Regions from separate parts of the Homo sapiens genome. Here region 2 is linked to region 1. Evidence: chromatin contacts called from ENCODE Hi-C data. All regions are on one chromosome and are shown on one strand. Each heading gives the region's core, a stretch centred on a gene start or an enhancer-like site at or near the end of the contact. The rest is flanking DNA. Distances are from core to core; before and after follow the strand shown.

Region 1 (6,911 bases), core at 734-3,233:
CTGATCTGTCTCAAACCTGTGCCACAGCCAAGAAATCTCTTTAAAACATCTCCAGCGAGTTCTCCCTTAAGTTTTTATACATATTCAACCAGATAATTAACTCATCCATATCTGGTCTACAGTCAGAAGGCTCTCACCATGAGAAAGTTCTTGCAGAATTACCTTATCAATAAACTGTTAACCCCCGAAGTTAATTCTCACCATCCTATTTAATTAAAATGTCTACCTCCCCCCGTCCAGTTCACTGCCATTTTAACTTTTATATTCTTCATAGAGCTTACTATCAAAAAAAGAAAAAAGAAAGAACTTACTACTATCTGCAATTGCATATGCATATACATTTTGTTTACTTGCTTATTGGTCTTCTGATCTCCCACTTCCCTAAAAAAAGGGAATTTCCATAATTTTGTCAGGTTCATTTACCTATCTCCAGCACTAACTGATATTTTACAAATACTTATTGGACAAATGAATTCTTCCCTTTTTTTTTTTTTTTTTTGAGACAGTCTCTCTCTGTCGCCCAGGCTGGAGTGCAGTGGCGCTGTCTCGGCTCACTGCAACCTCCGCCTCCCAGGTTCAAGCGATTCTCCTGTCTCAGCCTCCCGAGTAGCTGGGCTACAGGCGCACACCACCACGCCCGGCTAATTTTTGTATTTTTAGTAGAGACGGGGTTTCGCCATATTGGTCAGGCTGGTCTCGAACTCCTGACCTCAGGTGATCCACCGCCTCGGCCTCCCAAAGTGCTGGGATTAAAGGCGTGAGCCACCGCACCTGGCCGAATTCTTCACCTTTGATACTTGAAGGCAGATCTCCGCCTCTCAAATTTTTATTCTCCTGCTCTCACAGTCCTCGTTAACCCCTCCCTTAAGACTCTCCCACTCCCAAACTCCAAAACTTCAAAGTCTCACTTGGGCACGAAGGGTCCATACTTGAATGCAACACTCCAAGAAGGTAAGGTTCACCTGCCAAGGAGACCTGTCCACCCTCCACTCTGGTGTCCCTGGCAAACCCAAAGCAGCCTCCTTCTGCAATGTGTGTATACAGGTGGATTCCTAGAGTGTACAGGGACCTGTGTCAGGGGAACACAGAGGCAAACAAGATCTCCCAGCTCTCCTGGCTGGCTGTGAGCAGTTCTGAAGCAGAGAGGGAAACAAAAGGCTGGGCAGTCGGAAGAAACTGAGGAAGGCTGCCAGGAGTAGTACTGCAGGCAGCAGGGCTAGTTCCCAAGTCTTGAGCTGAGGGGTGAAGGGTGGGAGAGGTGGTCATGAGGATTATGAACTGACACGTTCAATCACTTACCACAGCGCCTGGCAGTTAGGGGTTCCGTAAGTGTTGGTTATTGCTGGGGGTAAAGGATTGGGGGAGGAGAAGAGAAATTATGAATGAGAAAGGGGAGGAGATGGGATGTGGGGGCTGGAGGGAGCTGAGAATGAGTTGACTGGACAGTAGCGGGCAGAGAGAAGGGGCATGAGGAGCCCCGGTGGTGAGAGACTGCGGGGAACGGGAGTTGGGGGTCTGGGGTGGGGGCACGGTAGGGGCGCCGCTCGTACCTCCGGCATCGGTCAGCACCTCCACGCGGCCGCTGAACATGGCTTTGAGCATGGTGTCCTGTCCCGTGAGGGTGCGCAGCGTGGTGTAGTGCAACGAGCCGCCCACGTTCAGCTTCACGTATTTGCTGTTCGGGGTCAGCGGCTTGAGACCGTAGGCGGCGGGGCCAGGCTCGAGACCCGAGGGCTTGGGGGCTTCCAGGGACGGGGCCGCGGCGGCAGCCGGGCCCGAGGCCTCCGCCGACATGCCGGGTAGCAGCGGCGGACGGCGATCCCAGGATCTCTCCGCGCCCTGCGGCCTGCTCCCGAAGACCCTCGGCCGGCCCCCAGCCCTTGGGCCAGACCGCTCGGCGCACACGCCCACTCACCGCAGCTACTCTGCAAGACCGGCCCTCCGCCCCATCTCGCTCGCACCACCCGGAAGCCGGCGCCGGGCAGCTGCGCAGGCGCGGCCCCGCCCCTGAATGGGGGCGGGGCTGCGAGTATGGAGCATGCGCAGTGGCCTCGCTGGGGGATCCCGTAGAGGTTTGGCGTGTGGCCTGCGGGTTCCCCGGGCGGGTCGACGTGCGCTCCTCTCTGGTCTCGAGTCACCAGGACCAGATCGAGGATGCGGCCGACCCCCTGCCCGATGTGGAAAGCGAAGTCTCCACCTCGTGATTGGGTCTCTGCTGTCAGAGAGCTTCACGAGCTTGAGGGGAAACAGACAGAGAGGTCTGGGCATTGGGCAGTTTCCCGCCTCCCAGCCCCGCGCACTGAACAGACTGTGACCAGAACTGCGAACAAAGCGCGGAGGGAAGCTCTTAAAGGAGGCCAAAGCGGCCGGGCGCTGTGGCTCACACCTGTAACCCCAGCCTGTAAGCCTAGCTACTCGGGAGGCCGAGGCAGAAGGAGCGCTTGAAGCCAGGAGTTGGAAGCTGCAGTAATCCGTGATCGGACCGTTGCACTCTAGCCTGGGCAACATAACGTCCTTTGAAAAAAAAAAAAAAAACAGAGGCCAAAACGGGTAGCAGTGGTGCCCGGGCACCAAGGATGGAAGGCCTCTCTGAGGAGGTGATGCCGAGCTGAAGCTGGGAAGCGGATGTGAGGGAAGAGTTCCAGGCAGAGGGAAGGCAAATGCAGAGATCCTCAGGCAGGAACACTGAACTGTTCTCCGTATTTGAGGAGCAGAGGGCGTGTCAGTGGTGGCCGCAGCAGCTGAGCAAAGGTCTTAGAATCCCAGCTAATGTCGTGGGACCTAGCACCCAATCCCAAAAGAAAGAAGAATAGATAGGAACCCACTGTTGACAAGAAGGTGCACTGAGAAGTGTTTTTATCTGACCCGATCTGCATCCAGTTTAGAAGCCGATACATCAGGGATTTAACAATCTGTCTTAATGTCTAGCAAGGGGGGTTGCTGGAGGGAAAACACAGAGTCAGAGTTCTATCTTCAGCCCTGCCAGCAGGTCCCTGGGAGATGCTAGACGAGTGACTTTTCTCTGGGCGTGGTTGGTGTAAGGGATGCACACGCAGGAGGAAGGTCGGAGTGTAAATGTGTGACCTGGGCCTGTTACTGGGTATAAATGGGCCTGTAGTGACCGGGAGCTCATGTTCTACCAAAGGGGTTGCCAATTTTCTGATTTCGAGTGTGGCGGTGTAAAAGAGAAAAGCAACTGCTGCCAGCTGGGAGCTGGTTTGCACCCTCACTCCAGAAGCCTTGATGTTGCTAGGAGCTGACCTGGCACCAACAGCACGGCCATGGTGGTGTCCTGTTGAGCAAAATAATTTCACAAAAAACATCAGACAAGGTCACTCTCTGACTGATCTAGAAAAAGACCATTCCATAATAAAGCCTCAATACAGAAACAAGAACATTGTCCAAACCACAAAAATTACCAACACAATCCTCTCTCCCACAGCGTAAGTTACTGCTGCTTTTTTTTTGGTTGTTGTTTTTGTTTGTTTTGTTTTGTTTTTGAAATGAAGTCTTGCTCTGTTACCCAGGCTGGAGTGCAGTGATGCAATCTTGGCTTACCACAACCTCCACCTCCAGGTTCAAGCGATTCTCCTGCCTCAGCTTCCAGAGTATCTGGGATTACAGGCACCCACCATCATGCCCAGATCATTTCTGTATTTTTAGTAGAGACGGGGATTCACCAAGTTGCCCAGGTGAGTCTTGAACTCTTGACCTCCGGTGATATGCCCACCTTGGCCTCCCAAAGTGCTGGGACTACAGGTGTGAGCCACTGCACCTGGCCACTGCTGCTTCTTTACCAAGTACAGTTTTAGCTTGATTCATTCCTCCCATCTTCTAGATAAGAATTATTAAGATAACCAAAAAGAATTATCCCTACTTCCTGATAGCATCCAACCCAGAGCAAATGCCCCCCTTTTTGGACCCGCCTAGGAAGTCCCCTAATGAAAGTTCCAATCCTGTAATAAGTCCTTTCACACATGTTCTTGCTGAGATGTCTGTGGTGTTCAGCCTCCCTTGTTCAACTACAGGTGCTTCCTGGTGGTCCTTGGTTGGAGGGTACTATCAGAAATGGAGGAGCAACAAAGATTCAGCTGAAGCCCTCACTGCCTGGGACTGGGACCCTTGACTCGTCATTGTATGCACACCTGAAACTGCTTATGTCGCTGAGGTGCCAACCTGCTGATGGTTGGAAGCTAATTGAGTTCTGATATTGTGTTGATACCCTTAAGCATTGGGTTTACTTTTTATTTTAATTAATTAATTAATTAATTTTTGAGACAGAGTTTCACTCTTGTTGCCCAGGCTGAAGTGCAATGACACGATCTCGGCTCACCGCAACCTCCGCCTCCTGGGTTCAAGCAGTTCTTCTGCCTCAGCCTCTTGAGTAGCTGGGATTACAGGCATGCACCACCACACCTGGCTAATTTTATATTTGTAGTAGAGACAGTTTCTCCATGTTTGTCAGGCTGGTCTCAAACTCCTGACCTCAGGTGATCCACCCGCCTCGGCCTCCCAAAGTGCTAGGATTACAGGCGTGAGCCACCATGCCTGGCCATATTTTTTATTTTTCATTTTTTACTTTTTGAGATAGGGTCTCACTCTGTTGACCAGGCTGGAGTGCAGTGGTACGACTCAGCTCACTGCAACCTCTGCTTCCCAGCTCAAGTGATTCTCCAGTTTCAGCCTCCTGAGTAGCTGGCACTAAAATTAACCAATGCCGGTTAATTTTTTTTTTTTTTTTTGGCGGGGGACAGAGTCTCGCTCTGTCTCCCAGAGTGGAGTGCAGTGGCGCTATCTCTGCTCCCTGCAAGCTCTGCCTCCCGGGTTCAAGCAATTCTCCTGCCTCAGCCTTCTGAGTAGCTAGGGTTACAGGCATGCGCCACCACACCTGGCTAAGTTTTGTATTTTTAGCAAAGATGGGGTTTCTCCATGTTGGTCAGGCTGGTCTCAAACTCCTGACCCCATGATCTGCTCACCTTGGCCTCCCAAAGTTCTGGGATTACAGGCATGAGCCACCACACCCAGGAATGCCGGTTAAGTTTTATATATATATTTTTTTGTAGAGATAGGGTTTCACTCTGTTACCCAGGCTGGTCTCAAACTCCTGAGCTCAAAGCAATCCTCCCACCTTGGCTTCCCAAAGTGCTGGGATTATAGATGTGAGCCACCATGCCCTGCCAAGCATTGGGTTTATTTGGTTTTTCAGTTTTTTTACTCCTGGAATAAGGCCCCCACACTGGATTTTTGGTTATCTGATCAAATATTTATTTTGTCCTTGGTGCAATTGTTTTCTGTCCTTCTACACTCATTCCTATGGTGTTTTCTTGTCTAGTATTTTGAATATTGTTTGTCTATAAGAGGCAAAGTCGATATAAAAAGGATGGATGTAGGCTGGGCGCGGTGGCTCAGGCCTGTAATCCCAGCAACTTTGGGAGGCTGAGGTGGGTGGATCACCTGAGATCAGGAGTTCAAGACCAGCCTGGCCAAAATGGTGAAACCCCGACTACTAAAAATGCAAAAAATTAGCTGGGTGTGGTGGCAGGTGCCTGTAATCCCAGCTACTTGGGAGGCCAAGGCAGGAGAATCGCTTGAACTTGGGAGGCAGAGGTTGCAGTGAGCCGAGTTCGTGCCATGGCACTCCAGCCTGGGCGACAGAGAAAAAAAAAAAAAAGTCTCTGTCTCAAAAAAAAAAAAAAAAGAAAAGAAAAGGATGGATGTGTAGCCTCGGATGTCTAAGGGCATCACAAACCTATTATTGCTGAATCTCTGGTGACCGAACACAACTTATCCCTCTAGGAAGGTAGGGATGCCAACTGTTGAGGGGTTGTGCAACTAGTTAGCATCCGAGAGTCTTATTTGTTATCAGAATTAACCAGAGAAATCACTCCAGCAACCAAGAGCCAGTAAGTGTGTCCTACAACCAGCTCCAGAGACTGTACAATTCGGAAGGTATTCTCAGACTAATGTCCTTTGGGTAAACTTTGCCCAGGTCACCATTTCTTTTTTGTTTTTGTTTTTTGAGACAGAGTTTTACTCTTGTTGCCTGCTGAAGTGCAATAGGACAATCTCAGCTCAGCTGCAACCTCCACTTCCCGGGTTCAAGTGATTCTCATGCCTCAGCCTCCTGAGTAGCTGGGATTACAGGTGCCTGCTACCATGTCCGGCTAATTTTTGTATTTTTGATAGAGACAGGGTTTCACCATGTTGGCCAGGTTAGTCTCGAACTCCTGACCTCAGGTGATCCACCCACCTCTGGCTCCCAAAGTGTTGGGATTACAGGCATGAGCCACCACGCCCAGCCCCAGGTCACCATTTCAAAGCCTTGAAAAGGATTTCTTTGGTTTTGTCTATGTCCTTGCAAACTGCTTTGTTTCATTTCTTCTGCTCAGTATCAGGGGGCTTTCTCTGGCCTCTGATCAGCGATGGTGTTTGGCCACATTCTAGAGATACGAAGTTGTATAAGCACCATTCTTTTAGACCCCAGTCACAACTAAAATTGGGCCAAAGACCTGCTCCCTTCATGTTTTCTCACGATTGCAATAACATGTACCCATATATCTGTAACTGACACAATTTCACCAGGGACAGTTTGTAATTGCCGTAGCCATTTGGTGGAACTTTTGATAATAACAAGATTGTTCATTTGGGAGGTGCCTCAGAACACAAAGGGAAGAAACCTTTGTGAGATTGTTTGCCTTGTTTGTTAAAAACAAAGATTATTTTGTTTAACATAGGCAATATTTCATTTACCTATTTTGCATATTAATAAATGCTGTCGGCCAGGCACAGTGGCTGACACCTGTAATCCCAGCACTTTGGGAGGCTGAGGCGGGCGAATCACTTGAGGTCAGGAGTTTGAGACCAGCCTGGCCAACATGGTGAAACCCCGTCTCTACTAAATATACAAAAAT
Region 2 (6,512 bases), core at 3,816-6,315, 970 kb after region 1:
GAAACAGATGGTCACAGGCCCCAGTCACAGAGGGCAGAGGGCCATGGGAGCAGAGAGGAGAGAGCAGGAACCTGGCTGTGCCCCAGGAAGCAGAGGAGGGAACACTGATGTGGGAGCTCGAGGGTGATGCGGTGGACAGGAAAGTATGACACGTGAGACAGAGGGAATGCATGCTAAGTTGCCACAGATTCTGGGCTTGGACTGCCTGGGTTCAAATCCTGACCTTGGGCCAGCTACTTCATTTCCATGGGCCTCAGTTTCCCCATCTGTAAAATGGGGATAATGATAGTAATTACCTCATGTGGCTGTTGTGAGGGTCAGATGAGCGGATGCAGGTAAAGCACAGTGGCTGGCACACAGTAAGTGCTCAATAAATGCTTGCTACCATTTTTATATTAGCAAAGGTATACAACTGCTTGGCACTGTCTAGACCCAGACCCAGTCCACAGGCCCACATCAGGGTTTTCTTTTTGTGTGTTTGTTTGTTTTAGTTTTTGAGACAGAGTCTCGCTGTGTCCCCCAGGCTGGAGTGCAGTGGCGCGATCTCGGCTCACTGCAACCTCCGCCTCCCAGGTTCAAGTGATTCTCCTGCCTCAGCCTCCCTAATAGCTGGATTACAGGCATGTGCCACCACGTCCCGCTGATTTTTTGTATTTTTAGTAGAGACAGGGTTTCACATTCTGGGAGGCTGAGGCAGAAGGATCGCTTGAGCCTAGGAGTTTGAAACCAGCCTGGGCAACATAGTAAGACCCTGTCTCTATAAAGAATAACAACACTAATTAGCTGAGCATGGTGATGCATGCCTGTAGTCCCAGCTACTCAGGAGGCTGACTGAGCCCAGGAATCCAAGGCTGCAGTGAGCCGTGATCACGCCTCTGCATTCCAGCCTGGGCGACAGAGTGAGACCTTGTCTCAAAAAAAAAAAAAAAAAAGCAAAGCTTAAAAAATGAAGGAAAAAGTTGTTCTGGCAGCTGTGTGGAGGTGACTAGAAGAGACCAGCTGGAACCAAAAACGGGTGAGAAATGGGAAGGCCAGGGACAGGGAGCCTAGGAGGAAGAGGTGCCAATCAGACGGGTTTGACTGCATGGAAGAAAGCAGAGCTGGCTGGGCACGGTGGCTCAAGCCTGTAATCCCAGCACTTTGGGAGGCCGAGGCAGGTGGATCACGAGGTCAGGAGTTCAAGACCATCCTGACCAACATGATGAAACCCCGTCTCTACTAAAAATACAAAAATTAGCCGGGTGTGGTGTTGTGCAGCCTGTAATCCCAGCTACTCAGGAGGCTGAGGCAGGAGAATTGCTTGAACTTGGGAGGCGGAGGTTGCAGTGAGCAAGATCGTGCCACTGCACTCCAGCCTAGGTGACAGAGTGAGACTCCATCTCAAAGGAAAAAAAAAAAGCAGAGCTGATGAGGACACAGGCCCAAGATGCTGGCTCACTGGCTGAGTTACTTCTCTGGGTCTCAGTTTCCTCATCTATAAATAGGGATCATAACAAGATCATCACCCTTATAAGGTTGTAGTAAAAATTAAATGAGAAAAAAACACGTAAAGTGTTGGCTGGGCACGGTGGCTCACACCTGTAATCCTAGCACTTTGGGAGGCCGAGGCGGGCGGATCACCTGAGGTCAGGGGTACGAGACTAGCCAGGCCAACATGGTGAAACTCCATCTTTACTAAAAATACAAAAATTAGGCCAGGCACGGTGGCTCACGCCTGTAATCCCAGCACTTTGGGAGGCTGAGGCAGGCGGATCACCTGAAGTCGGGAGTTCGAGACCAGCCTGGCCAACATGGAGAAACCTCGTCTCTACTAAAAATACAAAATTAGCGGGGCATGGTGGTGCATGCCTATAATCCCAGCTACTCGAGAGGCTGAGGCGGGAGAATCGCTTGAACCCGGGAGGCAGAGGTTGCGGTGAGCTGAGATTGTGCCATTGCACTCTAGTCTGGGCAACAAGAATGAAACTCTGTCTCAAAAACAAACAAACAAATAAACAAAAAAAACAAAAATCAGCCGGGCATGGTGGCATGCCTGTAATCCCAGCTACATGGGAGGCTGAGGCAGAAGAATCGCTTGAACCTGGGAGGCAGAGTTTGCAGTGAGCCAAGATCGTACCACTGCTCTCCAGCCTGGGCAACAGAGCAAGACTTCATCTCAAAAAAAAAAAAAAAAAAGGCTGGGCGTGGTGGCTCGTAATCCCAGCACTTTGGGAGGCCAAGGCGGGCAGATCACCTGAGGTCAGGCGTTTGAGACCAGCCTGGCCAACATGGCGAAACCCCAACTCTACTAAAAATACAAAACCAGCCGAGCATGGTGGTTCATGCCTATATTCCCAGCTACCCAGGAGGCTGAGGCAGGAGAATTGCCTGAACCCAGGAGGTGAAGGTTGCAGTGAGCCAAGATTGTGCCGTCGCACTCCAGCCTTGGCAAGAGCGAAACTCTCTCAAAGAAAAGAAAAAGAGAAAAGAAAAAAACCCAACCACGTAAAGTGTTTACCAGGGCACCTAGCACACAGTAAGAGCTCAATAAATACTAGCTGTTGTTATTCCTATTATTGTTAATCACCCCTATGACTATCACTATTATTTATTCACTCAACAGATATTTACTGAGCACCTACTATGTGTCCCATATTATTCTGAGGATACAGTAGTGAACAAGATCACATAGGGCCAGGCACAGTGACTCACGCCTATAATCCCAGCACCTTGGGAGGCTGAGACAGGAGGATCATTTCAGGCCACGAGTTCAAAACCAACCTTGGCAACATAGCGAGACCCTACCTCTACAAAAAATTTAAGAATTGGCTGGGCATGGTGGCACACACCTGAGTCCCAGCTATTTGGGAGGCTGGGGCCAGAGGATCCCTTGAGCCCAGGAGTTTGAGGCTGCAGTGAGCTATGATTGCACCAGAGTACTCCAGCGTGGGTGACAGAGACCTTGTCTCTAAAAAAAAGGGGGGGGAGGGCCGGGTGTGGGTGTGATGGCTCACACCCGTAATCCCAGCACTTTGGGAGGCTGAAGGTGGAGGACTGCTTGAGCAAGTGAGTTTGAGACCAGCCTGGGCAACATGGTGAAACCTTATCTCTACAAAAAATACAAAAATTAGCCAGGTGTGGTGGCATATGCCTGTGGTCCCAGCTACTTGGGAGGCTGAGGCGGGAGGATCGCTTGAGCCCAGGAAGTTCAAGGCTGCAGTGAGCTATGATCACACCACTATACTACTCCAGCCTGGGTGACAGAGCGAGACCCTTTCTCAAAAAAAAAAAAAAAAAAAAAAAAAAAAAAGGATCAATATGGGCCCAACATTCAGGAAACTGACATGAGAGTGAGGAGAAAGATAAACTAGTAAAAAATTAATTTACATGAAAATCTCAGACAGTGATATGTCTGTATAGATTCTAAGAGACCAGAGGAATGAGACTGTAGCTACAGGGAGATTCTGCAGGAGTCGGAAGGCGCCTTGAGGAGGGTGCACAAGACGGGGAGCAGGTATAGGGATGAGCTGGTAGGTTAGACTCTGGAGAAGACAGGACTTAGAGGAGAGAGCTCCTGGGAGGTACCTGGTCCTACCTCTCTCTTGGCCCAGCCGTGGGGGCTGAGCCTCCTCAGGGACCCCTTCTGGGGGTCCGGCAGGTGACACAGGGCGGCTGGGCTGGGGGGTGCCCCCAGGACTGGGCTCTGTGCCCTTTTGCAGGGAACCTTCCGAATGGAAACTCTGGTTGCTGTTCTCATCTGCGGGAGCAAGAGCCGAGATGGTTGGCCTGAGATCCCTAGTACACTCCTTCAGTCCCCACAGCCCCCCGCGTTTCAGGATCCCTACCTACCATTAAGATCCAGCAGGATGAGAGGGCCACCCCCTCGGGGACTGGCGCCCCTGCCCCGACGTTCCCGGCCACGGGATCTCTCTGCCCCGCCACCTGCCCGCCTTCGCTCCTGGGGGTTAGAGGATTAGGGTCAGAGCTCTTGGAAAGCCCCACCATACACCTAAGGAAACTGAGGCACTGAGAAGCAAAAGGGCTCAAACTCAGGGGGTGTGGAGCAGAAAAGAGGGCAAAAGGGGAGGAGCTGCTAATGATGGTTCCCGTCTGTCCTGCTGCATCTGAGGTCTCGGGGAGCTGGAGGTAGAGGTCAGCGTGGGGAGGAACTTGCCTGAGGTTGCACAGATGCAGGGCCTTGTGGGAATGGGGGTTGCTCACCTCCTCCTGGGGATCCACCACTGGCACCCACTTGAAGATACGAAGGGAAGTGTCGCCCACAGTCACCCATCGCTTCTCCCTGTGGGAGGGTGGGGGGCTGGGTCAGAGAGGCCTGAGGGGAGACCCACCCCCCTAGGAGCTGGACACATCTGGGGGTACCTGCAGAGGTTGAGGAGGCACAGGAGGATAGCAACAGTTTTGCTAATGGGGCATAGTTACATGGAGGAAGAGAGTCCTGCAAACCCCAGGGCATAGGCGGTGGGTGCCTCTAGAGAGAGGATATGATTTGGGGCCCTGGCTCTGCGGACCCCTGGGGCACACATGGGGGGCGTGGCTATGGGCCTGGCCCGGGATCAGAGCCCTGCAGATCCTGGGGCGCACCTGCAGGAGGGGTGTCAAAGCTTTAGGGGGCGGGGCACAAGAGGGGGCTCCCGCTCTGGGAGGACACGGCTGGGGATCACGCTTTGTAGACCCCCAGGAGTAGCCAGGCGAACGGGGACAGAGCCCTGTGGATCCAGGGCAAAGCTAGTGGGTGGAGATACACCGAACACCCGGGGCCCAGAGCTGGCGAGGGCAGCGTAGACGCCTTTGGTGCTGGTGGTCCCGCTGTGTCCCGTCCCTGGCCCCCGAGCAGCGCTCACCATCTCCGGACCTTCTCGATGGTCGCCATCACCTTCTTGATGTCATCCTTGGCCCGGCTCCGGGTCTCGGCCCGTACAGTCCGGCCGGCCATGCTGGCGGGGCTGGGGCCGGGGCCGAGCCCGCGGCGGGGCCGCCTCCCGTCCGGCGGGCTCAGGCTCCGCGCCAGGCCCGGGCGCCGCGCTCTCGGCCTGCCGTCCCCCCTGGAGTTGGCCGCGCCCTCTCTCGTCCCCAACGCCTCCGCAAGTCCCCGCCCCGTTTCCTGCCGCCGCGCCCCGCCCCGGCCTGTCCCCGGAGCGGCCCGGTGGCGCGGGCGGCCAGAGCCCAGGCCTGGAAGCCCGGCCGGCCCCGCCCCGACCCGGGCCCGCCCCCTTGGAGCGCCTGGACGCTCAGCGCCCCCTGCCCGCCGCCGAGAGCGGGAGTTGGGGACGGACGCGCGAGTTGGGGACGGAGAGCGGGAGTTGCGACCGGACGCGCGAGGCAGGGCCGAGGCCGTGTGTTCAGACCACGTGGGCGCGGGGTGCGCGACAGGGTCTGTGTCCTGCGCTGCGTGAGCCGCGGTGGGTGTCCGCGAAACGCTGTGTGTGGAGTGCGTGCGTGTGTCCGCCCTCGCCAGGCTGTTGGTCTACACCGCCCAACTTACTCAGTCATCCATTCATTCAACAGTCTTGTTAACTGAGTGCCAATTACGCTCCAGGCGCTGCGAATACGAGTGGGTCTCCACCACCAGAATGGCTAAAGTGAAAAAGACCGCACCGTGTGGAGGCGAGAAAGTAGAGCGACTGGACCTCTCTTGTATTTCTGGGGGAGTGTAAATTGGTAGAGACATTTTGGAAAACTGGCAGTTTTCTAATGAAGCCGAACATATGCCACCTCTGTGATCCAGCAGTTCCACTCCTAGGCTGTCAACACCCAGCAGAAATGTGTAGGTGTGAGCATCAAGAGGGTGCATGGGAATGTTCAGAGCCCTTTCATAACAGCCCCAAACTGGAAATAACCCATCAACAGAATGGAAAATGAATGATGCCCTACTCACTACCATGCACATAGACACAGCAACGGGATTGACATGCCCGGCTACACACAGCAACATAGACAAGTCGCATGATGAAATCTTGAGTGACAGAAGCCAAATGCAACAGTACATACTAGATGGTTCCAGGTGTATTACGTTCAGAACCAGACAAAACTAATTTATAGTGCACCAAAGTCAAGATAGTGATCGCCCTTAGGGTTGGGAGGGGACGAGGGGAGAGCTTCTGGGAGCTGATCCAGTTCTGTTGTGTAATCTGGTGCTGGTTCCCTGGGCATATGTATTCTGTGAAAATCCATCACATGACTTAAATAAAATGTACATTACTTAAATAAAATGAGTGTGTCTTTGTTGACTTTATTTGAGGCTGGCTTGTCAGCAGATAAGACCATGTCAAAATTTGTGCTGCTGTTGTGTGTGTGTGTGTGTTTCAAGGTGTGGCTGTTGTGTCTGTGAATTTGGGCGTGACCATGTCCAGAGGTTAAGGGTATAAGGGGTTAGGAGCATGGTTAAGACAGCATTTTTTTGAGCCAAGCTGCTTAGGTAAAATCCCAGTTGTGCCACACCTAACTGTGTTACCCTGGACAAGTCACTTCTCTCTATTCCGCATCTATAACACAGGAGTTAGTTAATGTGCATA

The links. Hi-C counts contacts between places; a loop is a spot of excess contacts on that map.
Region 2: a loop to region 1 is called in a map with no recorded cell type, with 4 times the contacts of the local background. The contact joins the promoter of BCL7C here to the promoter of KCTD13-DT in region 1. A Hi-C loop is called at or near these places in 1 of 37 single-sample maps with no recorded cell type.

What each region holds. Positions count from the first base shown.
Region 1 is chr16:29,924,240-29,931,150 of GRCh38, forward strand. KCTD13-DT (KCTD13 divergent transcript) reads left to right here and starts at 1,984. Exons shown (of 3, transcript XR_001752362.2): 1 at 1,984-3,443; 2 at 3,528-3,692; 3 at 4,029-6,841. KCTD13 (potassium channel tetramerization domain containing 13) reads right to left here and starts at 1,987. Exons shown (of 6, transcript NM_178863.5): 1 at 1,551-1,987. The coding sequence starts at 1,794. RefSeq lists a silencer at 1,653-1,892.
Region 2 is chr16:30,889,012-30,895,523 of GRCh38, forward strand. BCL7C (BAF chromatin remodeling complex subunit BCL7C) reads right to left here and starts at 5,066. Exons shown (of 6, transcript NM_004765.4): 1 at 4,842-5,066; 2 at 4,201-4,279; 3 at 3,829-3,937; 4 at 3,575-3,736. The coding sequence starts at 4,933. MIR762HG (MIR762 host gene) reads left to right here. Exons shown (of 3, transcript NR_110942.1): 3 at 5,537-6,209. It overlaps MIR762 (microRNA 762), which reads left to right and starts at 4,892; the gene lies at 4,892-4,974. RefSeq lists enhancers at 4,023-4,655, 4,194-4,523, 6,267-6,512 and a silencer at 4,904-5,383.